Regions from separate parts of the Homo sapiens genome. Here all the other regions are linked to region 3. A link is a loop called in an ENCODE intact Hi-C map of the cell type or tissue named here. Cell type or tissue: dorsolateral prefrontal cortex. All regions are shown on one strand. Region 1 overlaps PCSK2 (proprotein convertase subtilisin/kexin type 2). Region 2 overlaps PCSK2 (proprotein convertase subtilisin/kexin type 2). Region 3 holds the start of PCSK2 (proprotein convertase subtilisin/kexin type 2).

What was found. A loop is a pair of places that touch in the nucleus more often than their neighbours do. Peaks named below come from ENCODE experiments on the same cell type or tissue, not always from the same donor. Only the 100,000 strongest peaks of a DNase experiment are listed, where the experiment ranks them.
Region 1: a loop joins it to region 3, with 2.9 times the contacts of the local background. A loop is called at or near these places in 6 of 110 quality-filtered maps.
Region 2: it touches region 3 in a loop (2.7-fold over the local background); 6 of 110 quality-filtered maps call a loop at or near these places.

Annotation. Positions count from the first base shown.
Region 1 is chr20:17,429,548-17,434,547 of GRCh38, reverse strand. All of the region lies in intron 7 of PCSK2 (proprotein convertase subtilisin/kexin type 2), which reads right to left. Among named protein-coding and RNA genes, the nearest start is that of BFSP1, 99 kb to the left of the region's middle. RefSeq lists an enhancer at 3,124-3,630. In dorsolateral prefrontal cortex, CTCF peaks have their summits at 2,397 and 2,603 (motif pointing right); DNase peaks (open chromatin) are centred at 2,587 and 2,873; H3K27ac peaks cover 1,160 bases.
Region 2 is chr20:17,422,808-17,427,807 of GRCh38, reverse strand. All of the region lies in intron 6 of PCSK2 (proprotein convertase subtilisin/kexin type 2), which reads right to left. Among named protein-coding and RNA genes, the nearest start is that of BFSP1, 110 kb to the left of the region's middle. In dorsolateral prefrontal cortex, no CTCF peak of the experiment used is centred here; no DNase peak of the experiment used is centred here; H3K27ac peaks cover 823 bases.
Region 3 is chr20:17,224,199-17,229,198 of GRCh38, reverse strand. PCSK2 (proprotein convertase subtilisin/kexin type 2) reads right to left here and starts at 2,159. Exons shown (of 12, transcript NM_002594.5): 1 at 1,717-2,159. The coding sequence starts at 1,893. In dorsolateral prefrontal cortex, no CTCF peak of the experiment used is centred here; DNase peaks (open chromatin) are centred at 328, 2,198, 2,498, 3,048 and 3 weaker places; H3K4me3 peaks cover 3,802 bases; H3K27ac peaks cover 2,660 bases; H3K27me3 peaks cover 2,334 bases.

The DNA of each region.
Region 1 (5,000 bases), 210 kb before region 3:
TAATCTTCTGACTGTTTTAACATTATAGGGTGGCCACAGGCTGAGAGCAAGTCTCTCATTCATATTCAGGGACCAGGCACCCGACATTCTTTTAATCTTGTTAAGCTCAAGAGGAATGAGGCATGCATTAATTGAATGAGATACAGTATTAATTTTGCAAGCAACTGCACCAAGCCAAGACAGAGGCTCAGCGTGACCCAAGGGTTTTTAGGGAAGGCCTCTCCTCTGCCCCTGGATGCTCTAGGAGCTACAGGGGAATGTGGGGTGGAGACAGAGAGTAGACCGAGTGAGAGAGAGGGAGAGAAGGAGAGAGAGAGGGAGAGAGGCAGACAGACTGGGAGAGAGAGAGAGAGAGAGCGTAGATAGAGGGAGAGAGACAAAGAGAATGGGATAGAGAGAGGCAGAGGGAGAACAGGTAGAGAGAAAGGGAGAGGAGAAGGAGAGAGTGGGAGAGAGAGAGAAGGTAGAGAGAGAAGGAGAGGACAGAGAGAGAGGAGAGGGAGAGAGGGAGAGTGTAGGAGAGAGAGAGAAGGTAGAGAGAGAGGGAGAGGACAGGGAGAGAGGAGAGGGAGAGAGGGAGAGTGTAGGAGAGAGAAGGTAGAGAGAGAGGGAGAGGAGAGGGAAAGAGAGAGGAAAGGGAGAGAAGTAGGAAGGGGGGGGGAGGAGGAGGGGAGGAAGAGAGAGAGGGAGAGAGGGAGGAAGGGGGGGAGGAGGAGGAGGGAAGGAAGTGGGGGGAGAGAGAGAGAGAGAGAGAGAGAGAGAAATCAAAGGAGCTAGGAGTCTGTGTCTTCACATCCCTAACAATGCTGATATGTGTATTTGATGGGCAAGAACAGACACAGGCACACATCAAGTGTTTCTATCTGACCCCAGGCAGGCCTGCACAGCACATTAATGAGTAGAGGTGACTCTGTGGGTCTCTTCCATTCATTTAGAGCCTTCTCTGTCTGCCTGTGCAGCATGCACTGTGGCTAGCCCTGGTGCCCCGGGGGCTGCATGTCCAGGGGATTTGAGCTGCACCCTCTCTGCCTCTGCTCCTGTTGCACAAGGTGTGCCTGTCCCTGCCTCCAGTAAATACTACATCTGCCCACAAACTTCGGTGCTCATCAATGCCACTTTTTGTGCTCATGAATATTAGCTCTGGATGATAAGGAGGAAATTCATGCTCATCCAGGTTTTAGGTTCTGAAAACTCATGTTAGTCATTGTACTTACAGTGATTTTTACTTGTTTATTGAAAAGCTCAGATAAAATATGTTTATCTGCAGTGTTATGAGATTCATTGGCCAATAATAATAGTGATAATAATATGTGAAAGCACTTCATAGCTGGTAGAGAAATTTCACGGCATTTTCACAATGGTCAACAGTGTGGTTTTTAAATATTTTTCAAAATCTTCAATCAAAGGTGATCTCATCCCGAAGCCCGGTGTGTAAATCTGTGTGCTTTGGTTTAAAAAGGAAGGTGAATAGGACCAAACCCACCTGGCCTGGCCCCCTCTTAGGGCTGCTCTGAGAGTCTCTGCAGAAATCCAGAACAGTGAGGAACTGTAGAGCCCCACCCTCAGGCGCCTCTTGTCCCTGAGCCCTGGTTACTCTCTGTCCTCTTTCATGAGTTGTTATCTGATTTTTTTTTATTTGCTCCCTGTCTTTTTCTCCTCCTAGACTGTGAGCTATATGGGGCAGGGGACCTGTCCGCCAGCTTCCATCCCCTGCAACAGGAAGGTGCCCACAGTAACTATGGACCACACAAAAGGCCTGAAGGCAGGAGACAGTGTTACGACTCCTTGATGTGGTCTCGAGCTTTAATATTTTCAGAAATATACATTTGACAAATTTGCAAAAACCATCATTTGGAAGGTCATTGTTTGTGGTACATTTGCTTGGTTTTGTGGATTTTGAATAACACACTTAATTTTAATTTTTGACTCAATCTTTTTGATTGAAGATGTTGTTTACTTAAAAATTAAAATGAAAAAAGAAAGAAGGAAAGAATGGGGTCCTTTTTAAAAAAGACAGTTACTTGAATAAAGGCATTTTCAAAATAAAAAAAGTAATATTTTTCTTCAAAATTTATACAATTAAATCAGTGAAAATGGAAATGTAAATAAACTTTCAAATAATGTTCCTGGGGTTATTAAAGCTTGAAGACTGCAGGATGACTTTTGGGACATCCCGTATGTGCGGGTCTACATGTCACGGAGTTTGAAATGAAGACGGACGCGAAGAGAAATGAAGGAGAAGATCTTTGCATTGATTAAAATGGGTTAGGGGCTAACCTTTGGGACACACCAAGAATGCCTACAAATCAACAAGAAAAAGACAGGAGCCTTGATGGAAAAATGAGAAAAATTTATGAACAGAAGAGGAACTCAGGTAGATGCAGAGATGCTCAATGCTCTCTTCTGTTCAGAGGACTCAATTTACAATCTCCACTCTTCTTTTTTGAATCCCTGGGTTAAGATTCAACCACATTTTAACTTTGGGCTTTTTCTGGAGACAGCGTGGAGGGGTGCTGGGGAAGGACCTCAGACATCACAGGGGCGCCCCCCTAACCTGTAACGAACGAACACCTCGACTTTGAGACCAGCAACGATCCGAGTTGGCCACCAGGTGGCGCTTTAGACCTCCTTAGCCCAGAAAGCTCCCGAATGGAAAGATTCTCTGGAGGGTTTGGCTCATTTTTAGCAAATAATTAAAAACCAGCCAACTTTTGGAATTGCCAGCCAGGATGAATAAAATGTTTTCCTTAAATTTGTAAGATAAACTCTGCTGTTTTTGTAATCCATGAGTAATTCCCCAGTGCTTCCTCAAGAATTCATGCTGACGCCCCAGGGAGCCAGAGGACACTGGGTTCCCTAAGGCACAGGCATGGGACTGGAGCCTCGCAGCCCTTGTAGTTAGAACCAGCGTACGTGGTCACAGGGGAGCCAAGCTGGGGCTAAGGGAGTGGGAAAAGAAAGAAAGGAGCCTCCCTTGCTCAAAATCTTTGGATGTCTGTTCTTGGTTTCTGGAACCTCAAAACGTTGCTGTGATGCCCTAGCTGTCATTGGGCTTCACAGAAGCCCAGTCGCGTCTTTGAGGTGTCAGGCTGCATTCAGCAGGCGAGGCAGAGGCTGCTGCACCCACCGGGTCCTCTGGCCTGCTCCCTGGCTTTTTGCCTGGGGGTGTCCTCTGCTCAAGGAGCTCCACTCAGTTCAAGCGAGCTGGGCAGGCTGGACAGGCCCGACGGCACCCCCGAACAATGAAAGATGGGAACTGGCAGATTAATGCCGCAGCCTCCTCACATTAGCGGGGTCAATTCTGAGGGGTGTTCTCCACACTTCCTCAGAGAATTACCTGCAGGACGGGGCCCCTGTTGTCCATGAGACTCACTTCGTTGGCCTCCATTCCTTTCCTGTCTTCTTCCCCAACTCCCTCACTCTGGCTTCCGGGGACCACCTCCCACATTAACTGCTTGCCCGGAATCCTTGTCTCAGGTTTTGCTTTTAGGCAGAGCAAACTAAGACAGCAGGAGAATTAGATACATTTGATGAGCACTCAATGCTCAGGTGTTTTCAGAGTGCAAATAATAAGAGAAGAGGAAAAAAGGAAAAGAAGGAGATGGAAAAAGAAGCTCCCAGGAACCTCCAGAAAGCTGTGAGCTCCCCCTAACTCTTTTAACTTTTGCAGGTGGTCATTTTACTTTGTTCCAAAAACCAGTTACCTTGGGTGTGTGAACAAGAAATTCAGGTTTGAATTTTTCAGTTGCTTCCAGTTCTGTCCTGTGAGTAGAGAACCCGCCTCCCTTAGATTCCATCCCAGGTCTGAGCCTGGCTTATAAAATATTAACCGAGTGATATTCTTTCCCCTGAGCTCATAATGGCTCCTGACATTTTAATGCCAGCATTTTGGATGTGCACAAAGTAAAGAGAGCTGAAACCCAGGGGCTAAGCCTCCTCTATTTACATTTTAGAAACCTCCAGATGTATTCTTTTGTGACATTCAGCACCCAGTTCAGGCAAGCCTCTTAGCAAACAGTGTTGAAAAGAGGTTAATAGTGGGTTTGTATAGGTTACCTTTGCTTTATTTAGTTCCATGGAAATGGAGTGTCAGCAGAAAGTAGGTTTATGGTTCCATTAAATTGCCAGGAAAAGAAAATATCAGGACAGTTGTAAACAAAAAAGAAAAGAAAAAAGAAAAACAAGGTTGGGTGACTCAGCCTGAATAAATTAAGAATCAATTTGATGCAAAACTTGGAAAAAGACTGGTGCCACTCCATTCTCAGACATCTCGTTGAAAGCTTATGAATCTCTCAGTCTCTGTCTCTGTCTGTGTCTCTCTCTCTTTTTTTTTCTGAGAGGGGAGGGATATTGGGTTCTAAATTTCCAGTGACTTGCCACTCTTATTTCTAAAGGCTCCATCAATAGGAAATTCTTAAATATCCTACCCAATGAAATGTAAGAAAAAGGTTCTAGGCAGAATTTCTCTTTTTAAAGATGAGTTCCATTGTGCAAAACATTTTGAAGAGCTCTGAGTATGTTTACAAATAATTTATACACACCACCTTGTATTCTATAGTCTATATTTGAGACTCATTAAAATGTTATTGACACTGACACAGAAGAGTAGTGACTGACAATTCTATTTATATAAATTTCAAAAACTGGCAATAACCATTTTTTTTTTGCTGTTAAAAAACAAGATCATGATTATTCTTGGGTGTCAGAGTAGTAACTGGAAGGGGACATGTTTGGGGTGCTGGTTACATTTTGTTTCCTGATCACTGTATGGGTATGGCCAGTTTGGGAAAAGTCATTAGCTTATTTATGATTTGTTAACTTTTTTGAATTTATATTATGCTTAAATTAAAAATTTAAAACTATTGATATTGTTATGCAGGTTAAAAGAAAAAAATTTTTTTCACTTGTGCCAAATCTGTGGATCCTAGCTTTTCTGCACCAGTGGGATTTTTTGCTGGGCCACAGTCAGCCTTGAGATCAGTGTGATACCTAGTGGGGGC
Region 2 (5,000 bases), 200 kb before region 3:
TGACACCCCAGTCAACAGTAATCCATCAACATGTGAGTGAGGTCATCCTAAACCAATCAGCCCCCAGCAACCTGCCAGCTGACCAGGGAGACAAGGGTGAGCTCAGCCAAGACAAGCCTAGCCTGGTCCAGATCAATAGAACTTTCCAGCCAAACTATAGACTTGGGAGCAATAATCAATGCTTATTGTTTCAAGCTACTGAATTCTGGAATAATTTGTTATGCAGCGTTATCATGGCAGTAGATTACTGACACAATGAATGAACAAGGCTAGAGGGACACCATGGCTCACGTGTGGGGAGCCAGGGTTCACAGCTGGACTGTCAGGGTGACTGTATTGGGGCTTTTGTGAATAGCCTGTATTGAGGGGCTGCTGGGGTGTCCAAATGAAAACCTGAGGCCCTGTGCGCAACCCTGTGGATTTCCTGAGAGAAAGAACAGGCACACCTTTTCCATCCACACTGCTGGCTTTTCCATCAGAGTGATTTGATCATCTCACTTAGTTTTTCCAGCCAAAAGCATGTATTTATATATGTACTACACTTAGGGAATAGTGTTAGATATATCCAGCAATATGAATAAAACAACCTCTTTTACCAGCACCTACTATGAGATGGGCCCTGTGCTGAGAGAGTTACATGTATTATCCTATTAAATCCTCACAACAGCCTATTATTATCCCCATTTTAAAGATGAGAAAACTGAAGCTTAGATAGATGTGAAGTCACTTCTCAAATAGGAGGCAGGACAAGAATTCAAACTCAGGTCTGCTGCTTCCAAAGCCCTGCTCTTAACCATGATCTTTAACTATCATGTAATCCTATTAGAAACATGCAGATTAAAATTGTAACGGTTAATTTCATTTGTCAATATGGCTGGGCCACGAGGTATCCAGACATTCAGTCAGACATTATTCTAGGTGTTGCTGCAAGGGTATTTTGGATGAGACTCACATTTCAATTTGTGGACATTGACTAGAGCAGCTTGTCCTCCATAATGTGCGTGGGCCTCATCCAATCACTTGAAGGTTTAAATAGACAAAAGATCTGGCCTTCTCTGAGAAGAGAGAATTCTCTGGAAGACTGTCTTTGGACTTCACCTGTAACGTTGGATCTTCCTGGTTCTATAGCAGGCTACCTTCAGACTCAAGCTGGACCATTGGCTCTCAGGGTCTCCAGCCTGCTGGCTCACCCTGCAGATTTTGGACTTGCCAGTCTCCAGACTTAGGTGAGCCAATTCCTTATAATGAACCTCTTTTTATATGTATACACATCCTACTGGTTCTGTTCTCTGGAGAACCATGACTAAAACAAAAAGTAACTAAGTAATTAAATCTGCTTTTGCTGGTTTCTTAGTTCAGTCATTTGCTAATACCCATATTAGTCTGTTTTCACACTGCTATGAAGAAATACCAGAGACTGGGTAATTTATAAAGGAAAGAGGGTTAATTGACTTACAGTTCAGCATTGCTTGGGAGGCCTTAGGAAACTTAAAATCATGGTGGAAGGCACCTCTTCACAGGGTGGCAGGAAGGAGTAAATGAGTGCCAGCAGGGGAAATGCCAGATGCTTATAAAACCATCAGATCTTGTAAGACTCACTCATTATCATGAGAACCGCATGGGGGAAACTGACCCCATGATTCAGTTACCTCCACCTGGTCTTGCCCTTGACACATGGGGATTATGGCAATTACAATTCAAGATGAGATTTCAGTGGAGACACAGAGTCAAACCATATCACCATTCAACTAGGTATTCTGGTACAGTATTGTCTCTCACTCTGTAACATGGTTTTTGTTGGTGGCAGAAAATGCTAAATGGTCACCAGTCATTCTCTTTTCTCCCCAGGCTGCAGTAAGGCTCCCATCCTCCCTTGCACTTGTATGTGGCCATGTGACTGAGTTATGGCAAATATGTGAGCAGATGGGTAAATGCTATTTGTTAACCTGGCCCATAAAAATTACCCTTGGGCAATTATTCACTCTCTTTCCCCTCAAGTAGTTTGATGCAAAAAAGCCCAGGAACATTGGAAACCTATGCCAAAGATGAAAGGAGTCTGCATCCCCTAATCACTGCTTAGAGGAGAGCTGCTCCACCAGGAACACAGAGATGGACTGGTGGGTGAGTGATACACTTCTTTTGGTGCTAAGCCGCTAAGCCACTAATATTTCAGGGCCAAGATTTATTTGTTACAGCTACTAGGATAACATGAACTAGCACATTTTAATCTTATTCCTATTGATTATTCCTATAATTTTATTAGATCCTACTCGATAAACTGTTTTGGAAGGATAAATTCTAATAATAAGTGACATAAACTAATTTGAAGGATCCCACAAAAAGAGATGTTGGGTGACAAGGATCAGTACAAAGCAGTCTTTGATGAACAGAAAAAAAATGGCTGCCTTGTCTAGTGGTCGAATTCCCCTACCCTCTCACTAGGTGTGTGCAGGGTGCATGATGGACTTTTGGCATTCGTTTATTTAATGCGCACTTTGAGGCTGGTGTGTAGAAGTGGGTCTTTTAATGGTGAATGGGCCTGTCTGACACTTTGGGGTTTCCATTTTGGCTCAGGCTTATTATTTAAATATGTGAAATTATGAAATATTTAAAAAAATATAGACAATTTCAGTGAATAGTATGATGACTCTCATATAGCCACCATCCAAGTCTATCAAAGCCAAACATTTTTCTTACTTTGGATTATTTTTAGAAAAACATAATTCTTTATAGGCTGGGTGTGGTGGCTCACTCCTGTAATCCCAGCACTTTGGGAGGCCAAGGTGGGCGTATTGCTTGAGATCAGGAGTTCAAGACCAGCCTGGAAACCCCGTCTCTACTAAAAACACAAAAAAATTAGCCAGGTATGGTGGCCTGTCTCTGTAGTTCTAGCTACTCGGGAGGCTGAGACATGAGAATTGCTTGAACCTAGGAGTCGGAGGTTACAGTGTGCCAAGATTACGCCACTGCACTCCAGCCTGGGTGACAGAATGAGACTGTCTCAAATAAAAATAAAAGGCTGGGCGCTGTGGCTCACGCCTGTAATCCCAGCACTTTGGGAGGCTGAGGTGGGTAGATCACGAGGTCAGGAGTTTGAGACCAGCCTGACCAACATGGTGAAACCCTGTCTCTACTAAAAATACAAAAATTAGCCAGGCGTGGTGGCGCGTGCCTGTAATCTCAGCTACTCAGGAGGCTGAGGCAGGAGAATCGCATGAACCAGAGAGGCGGAGGTCACAGTGAGCCGAGACGGAGCCACTGCACTCCAGCCTGGGCGACAGAGTGAGACTCTGTCTCAAAAAACAAAAAACAACCCCCTCCGCGCCAAGAAACAACATAAATCTTTACAGATACAATTTGAGGCCCTCTCTGATGCCATTCCTTCCCCTCTTTGCTTCCTCAGAGGTAACAAGTGTACTAAATTTGCTGTTCAGAACATTTTTATGAACTTATAATCAGGTATGCATAAGCATACATGTCACTCTTTGCATGTTTCAAACTGTATAAAATTTCCTAGTGTATGATCTATGTAAAATTGGCTTCATTTGCTACATTTTCTGAAGTTAACTTGTGAATTCTAGTTCATCCATTTTTAGTGCTGTGTAGTAGTCCATTTATAAATATGCTGTGATTTATTTATTTATACTTCTAATGATAGGTATTTAATTTGTTTGCAATTTGCTTGCTATTACAAATAATTTGAAAAGAAACATTCTTGTTTATTATTTCCATGTACCCATAAGGAATAGTTTCTCTGAGGTCTTCTTGTAGGATTTAAAACAGGTTATATGGCTATGTACTACCTCCTTCAAGGTGTGAGCAATCCTGTTGCTCAATCCTTTTCAACATTGATCATTGTTGAATGTTACCATTTTTGCTAGTCCAGTTGGTGTGAAATGGTATGTTATTGTTTCATTTTGCATTTCCTCATCACTAGCAAGGTAATCTTTTCATAGGCTATTTGGCTTAGATTTTCTTTTCTGTGAATTTCCTGTTAATAACCTTGGCCCATTTCTTCTACAAGGGTATTTATTTATTTTTCATTGATTTGTAGCTGTTCTTTACAAATTTTCTATATTAAGCCTTTTTTTCCATAAAATTTGCTGCACGTCTTCTAGTCTGTGGCTTGTCTTCCAAATTTATTTATTGTGACTTTTTTTTTTGTACAAAAGTGTTTAATTTTAATGTAGCCAGCTTTATTAATCATTTATTTTTCCATGTGGTTTAGTGGCTTAAGAAATCCATCCCTAATTTACATTCTGTAGAGAATCCTCTGCCCTTTCCAGATCTTTTTCCAATCCTGGAGAGATTAGCTGAGAGTCTAGCACCTTTTAAAGGTCTGAACAGGAATCATCTGTCATCTATTGCCTCTAAGAGTGGCCACTTAGGAGATTCATCTACATAAAAAGAACCCTGGTCTCCACAAACCCTTATCTTAACCCAGACACACCTTTCTATTGATTCCAGGTCTTTAGGTAATAATTCAACCAATTGCCAATCAGAAAATCTTTGAATCTACCTATAACCTGGAAGCCCCTGCTTCAAGATGTCCTGCCTTTCCAGACCAAGCCAATGTCTACTTCACATGTATTGATTAATGTCTTATGTCTCCCTAAAACATATAAAATCAAGCTCTGACTCAACCACCTTGGGCACCTGTTCTCAGGACCTCCTGAGGCTGTGTCATGGGTCATGACCCTTAACCTTGGCAAAATAAACTTCTAAATCAATTGGGGAGAAAAGGGAAGAAATCAGTCCCTATGTCATGATCATAAAGATGTTTTTCTTTATTTTTTCCTAAAAGATTTATATCCATTTAGGTCTTTCATTCTCCTGGAATTTATTTATGCTCAGTATGTGGTGTGGGTGCCTATTTCTCCCCATGTGCATAGTTATCACATTTATTGAATACCTTCACTCCATCATTTCCTTATTGTTTTTATTGCTATCTTAATCATATATTAGGGTTCCTTTTATGTGGTGTCTGTTTTTGCACTCTC
Region 3 (5,000 bases):
GGCCATAGGCTCAATAATGATAGTAGCCTCCTCAGAGATGTTGAGAAGATTAAGTAAAAATCTATGTAAGGACTCCAGCACGTAAGCTTCCGTATAACTAATAATAATCACTATTATATTTTATAATGGCGTTTGGGTCCTGGGTCTTGCCAAGTTTGGGGTGGGGGGGAGTGAAGAAGGAAGGTCGGCTTCTTTATTGTGTTGGTGTCTCTCAAAACAGCCGGCAGGCCACGGGCCAAAACCACAGCGGGGTGCTCCCTCCGCCGGCGCCTTCTTTCCCCTGCTCCACCCACGCTTTCCAGAGCAACAAGTTCCTTTCCGCAAGACCCGCCCGCGCGCCACCGGCGGACCCAGAGCCTCTTCCCAGACCTCTGTCAAACTCGTCGCCAGACCCTTCTGGGGTCGAAATTCCGGTACTGCCTACGCCCTTAGGAGGAGGGAGAGGCCCCCACACCTGGAGGAGCCCTGGCGGTGGCTGGGAGAGAGGCGGGAGGCTTGGGAAGTCAGGACAGAAGAGACTAATAAGAGCTTCGGTCTGCGCGGCCCTTCAAGGCAAAACCAATAACCAAAAGCACCCACCGCTCATCTCACTCCTCTCTCTTCCTGGGATCAGGAGCGAGATGGAGCCTAAAATCTCAGGGACCTCCACCCAGCCCTCTGGTAGCCACATCTCTGTCCTTTGGGTTCCCCTCGCCCCACCTTCTCTCTGCACCCACACTCCACCCCAGCCTGCGCCAGGTCCCCTAAGGACACTGGAGAACCCTGATACATCTTTTGCAGGAGAGACACGCAGGTCAGCCACAGCCCCCACCCAGCGCCCTTCTCTCTGTCCTCCCAGGATGAGTACCCTGGAGTCTCCAAAGGAGATCCAAGGTGTCCAAAGCTGGGAGGCTCACCTATCTGCTCAAACTGTCGAACTCTGGCAACTTCTTGGAATGGGGATCCCCACGCTCTAGTGGGAAAGCCAGGCTGGCCGCCCACGCATCAGGAGAGGACACCTCGACTTCTCCGTAGGGAATCCCCCTCAAAATCCACCTCTCCAGCTCCTGTAGCCGGGAGTTGAGAACTAGGGAGCCAACCAGAAGTGCGCTCCAGGGGTGGGCGGTCGTGGGCGGGGGTGAGGGCGCAGAAGTTCCGCCCCGATTTTAGAGACCAGTTTCTTTCCAAATCTAGAGTCAGGAAGCCGTTGTTCCCGGAGAGGAGCAGGGACCGAAGTCCCTGGGAGGGAAGTCCTCCCGGCGCGGGGTGGGAGAAACACCGAGGTGAATTGCAGTGTCCAAACGTCCAGCCTCGTCTGTAGGAAACTATTCTTTCTCCGGGGGATGGGGGTGGGGGAGACTTCCCTGGCCAAGTAGCCAACGCCAGGCTTAGCTGTTCAGGGCTTCATCCCTCCATCCCCAGGCAGCCTCGAGAACTTGGTACCTCGGACAGCATCCCCGGAGCATGGCATCCTGTGAAAGGTGTTATCCTATTTTCGCCATCAAGTCAAAGAGCAGTAAATTATTTTGATGACCTTACTAGTACAGATGAAGGACATTTTAATTACATAACCGGTGAAAGATCACCGGAGGCAATATCGTGTTAAAGAGCCCATGGCAGAATATCTGCATCGCATGAGAAAGAGAGAAAACTTGCAAATCTGCAATGAGATTGCGCAGGGCTGCCCCCCCGTCCCCCCGTTTTGAAACAACATGCGAAATGCATGGGAGAGCTTACCTTTCGGACTCCAAAGCCGTGTTCTGCTGCAACTTGGCGAGCTTTGTCCTCTCCCCCTTTATGCAACTCCACAAGAAAATGATTCGTGAAGACCGGTCGCTCAGCAGATGCAAAAACCATGACACAGAAGAGGAACCCGGCGGCCGCCTTCCACTGGGAGACACAACCACCCTTCATCCTTCTTTGGGAGTGAAAAGTGGTGCTAGGAGGCGCGCAGGCTGGCGGAGCAGGGGACTCGGAGGGAGGGTGCAAATAAAGAATTCTTATATATAGTTTTTAAAAAAATCTTTGTATAGAGAAAGAGACTGAACAGGGTCTTGGAAAGCAGCGAATCAGTGTGTGTTCTCCAGCATCTGGCTGGAGGGGAAGCCGTGCAGTCAGGCGGCCCGGCGCGCGGGCAGGGGTGCGAATGTGGGGAGCTGTGTGTACCGGAGAGAAAGAGCGAGTGTAGGTCTGTGCTTGATGCTAAATCTGCATTTTCAGCTCCTCCTCAGCTCCAATTCCCTAGGGGCTGGGGGAGAGCACCAGCTCGGGTGACGTGAGTCCGCCAGCGGCCAATGAGGGCGGGGGAAGCGGCGGGCCCCGCCCTGGGCCGCCCCGGGCCCGCCCCCGCCCACCCCCGGCCCGGCCCGGCCCGGCCGCCTCCGCCTTCTGGGGGCGCAGCGCAGCGCAGCGCAGCGCAGCGAGCCCGCGCCCCCGCCCCTTTCAGCACCGGAGAGCTCCCCCATCTCAGCCTGGCCCGCCGCGCGCCCAGGAAAATCCCCCCAGCTGTAATCAGGCCAGCGGCGGCGGAGTGATGTCATTGTTTGTGGGAATCTGTAGGCTCTGGGAAGGGAATTACGGTGTGTGCCGCTCTCAGAGGCCCCGAGGGGAGCAGGGGCGCCGGCCTCTGTGCCTCTTCCTGCTTGTTTCCCGCTGCAAAAACACCTCTCTCTCTCTCTCTCTCTCTTTCTCTCTCTCTCAAACACACACACACACACCCAAGGCATACTTGCCTCCCCTTATCCGAATAACAAAGCAAATATTAACCCTCCTCCCACCACTTTGGGCAAATCCCCGGGGAGGTTTGCTCTCCTTGGCACCAGGAGGGTTGGGGAAAGCACCTTCTAGGGGTGATCCATGGGGGGCGAGAGTGCAAGGACGAGCCCTTGTTTTTTGTAGGCTCCAGGCAGGTCCGGAGCGAAGCGGCTGGGAAGCCCAGCAGGAGACCCGGCTCGCCCCACCCGCGATGGTGACTGGAGGAGGCTCCTCTAGGAGTCCTGGCTGCACCTCCAAGATCTGCCTTCAGGAGAGACGCGGCCGGGGTGGACACGGCGGGAGGTGCATTCTCAGACCTGGGGACGTTCCACTGCACAAGGACAGCGAGGGTGCTAGTTGGGGAACGCATAGCCACCGATCCCAGGCGCCGGGCCAAGTCGCCCGCTGAACGTCTTCTACTGGAGGCGAATTCGGGCGCAGCGACGGGGGGCAGGGGCAACTAAGTTATCCGGTTAAGAAACGTGCACTCGCACTGGACTCTGCTAACTGCTGACGACGGACTCCGCTTCTTGCCTGAGAGGGAGGAAGCACGAACGTTCTGTATGTAACGAAATGAGGACGACTGTTTCAAAGCTACTCAAATATTGTTGTGTTAAAGAGTATTTACACTGATCTCATTGTATCATTTAGCTTCAAAGCTCAAAATTCTGCTTTACTTAGATAAGAGGTAAGAGATCTTTTCTTAGGGGCTTAAGTGCATGCAATTCAGAGAGAGAGGAAGAGACTATTTATACCATCGACACGTTACACACACATTCTCATGTATACACATATTCCTCTCTTTTTATTTTAGCTTGAAGTCCAAATCTACACAAGTCAGAACCTATGCAAGAAAAGCACCATCGGTAGAAATGAATACACTTTGAATGCCATGGACCACCCTGTCTTCAGAGCATGTCTGTTTGCTGACATAGTTGGCTCCCTCATAGCCCTTTAAAAAATTGTCACGTAAAAATGTGGGCGTTGCTGAAGGTTTTTATTAAAACATTAGAAGTCTATGTGACATTATTTATTATTGTTATTTGAATTCCTCTAAGAAAATTAAGCTATCTGTTAGGACTTAGGGCCATGGTGGAGGCAAGGTTTCTGGAAAAGTATTAACACGGTGAAAGTATTAATAAAGGGAAACAGATCAACTCTGGGCCCCTCAGCTCACTACTGCTCAGAGGCTCATTTCTGCCTTTGTTCCCCCTTTCTATTACTCTATTGTTTAACAGCTTACCCCCTCATAGTCCATCCGTTTGATTATAACACAAGGTTTTCATGTTTCACCGTGTTAGTCAGTATGGTCTCTATCTCCTGACCTTGTGATCCACCCGCCTTGGCCTCCCAAAGTGCTGGGATTACAGGCGTGAGCCACTGCGCCTGGCCACTTCATTTCTTAAATAGTTTCCAAATATGAAATGCTGGTAAATGTTGAATCTCATATAGCTACATTTTAAATAACTAAAACTGTGTAAAATTGGCCAGAAATGATATAAAACCTGAATGACTAATTAAAATAAGTCCTCTTTAGTGGTTTACATAAAATACAGCTCATCATAATATTGTCAGGACAGAATAGCAAATGGAAAGATAATTTTTTTGGTTATTCAAATACTAAATTTTCAATACACAACAATGTAGTAAGCAAGTGGAAGAGGAAATGTATTTATCCCTTGGATATCTATTGATACATTGTTATTTGAAATGCTAATACACACCCATGTGTGCACACAAATTGCTCTTTTAGACAACTATTTCTCAAACTCCTTTTTCCAATAACAATAGTCAAGGTGGACAGTAGAGAGAATGGCAGCAGCACATTTTGAGGATAGACCTAGAAGCCTGTTGCCAGGGACCCTATTGCAGGCTCTGCTAGTACTAGGTATGTATACCACTTGGCTGTGGGCCAACATATTGCACCTCTCAAAGTCTCTATCTTTCTATCTGTGAAAAGAGACTGTTGGATTAGATACCTCAGAGCCAAAGTCTATAATTTCAAAAGAGTTGTGAAAACATACGCTGTAATGTAGGAAGCATCATCAATAGTTTGAGAAATGCTGAGGACCACAATACTATTTAATAACATATTGTGGCCAACAGGCATACTTATTTTTGTGTAACCTCCCCCAAATGGTCTCATATTTATCAGTTTTGTGTACTTGAAAAAATAATAACTGACACAAACAGATTGACAGCACGAGATATAAAAATCACCAATACCTGGAGCTTCTTTTCATTTATTTACTTTTGTATCTGTAACA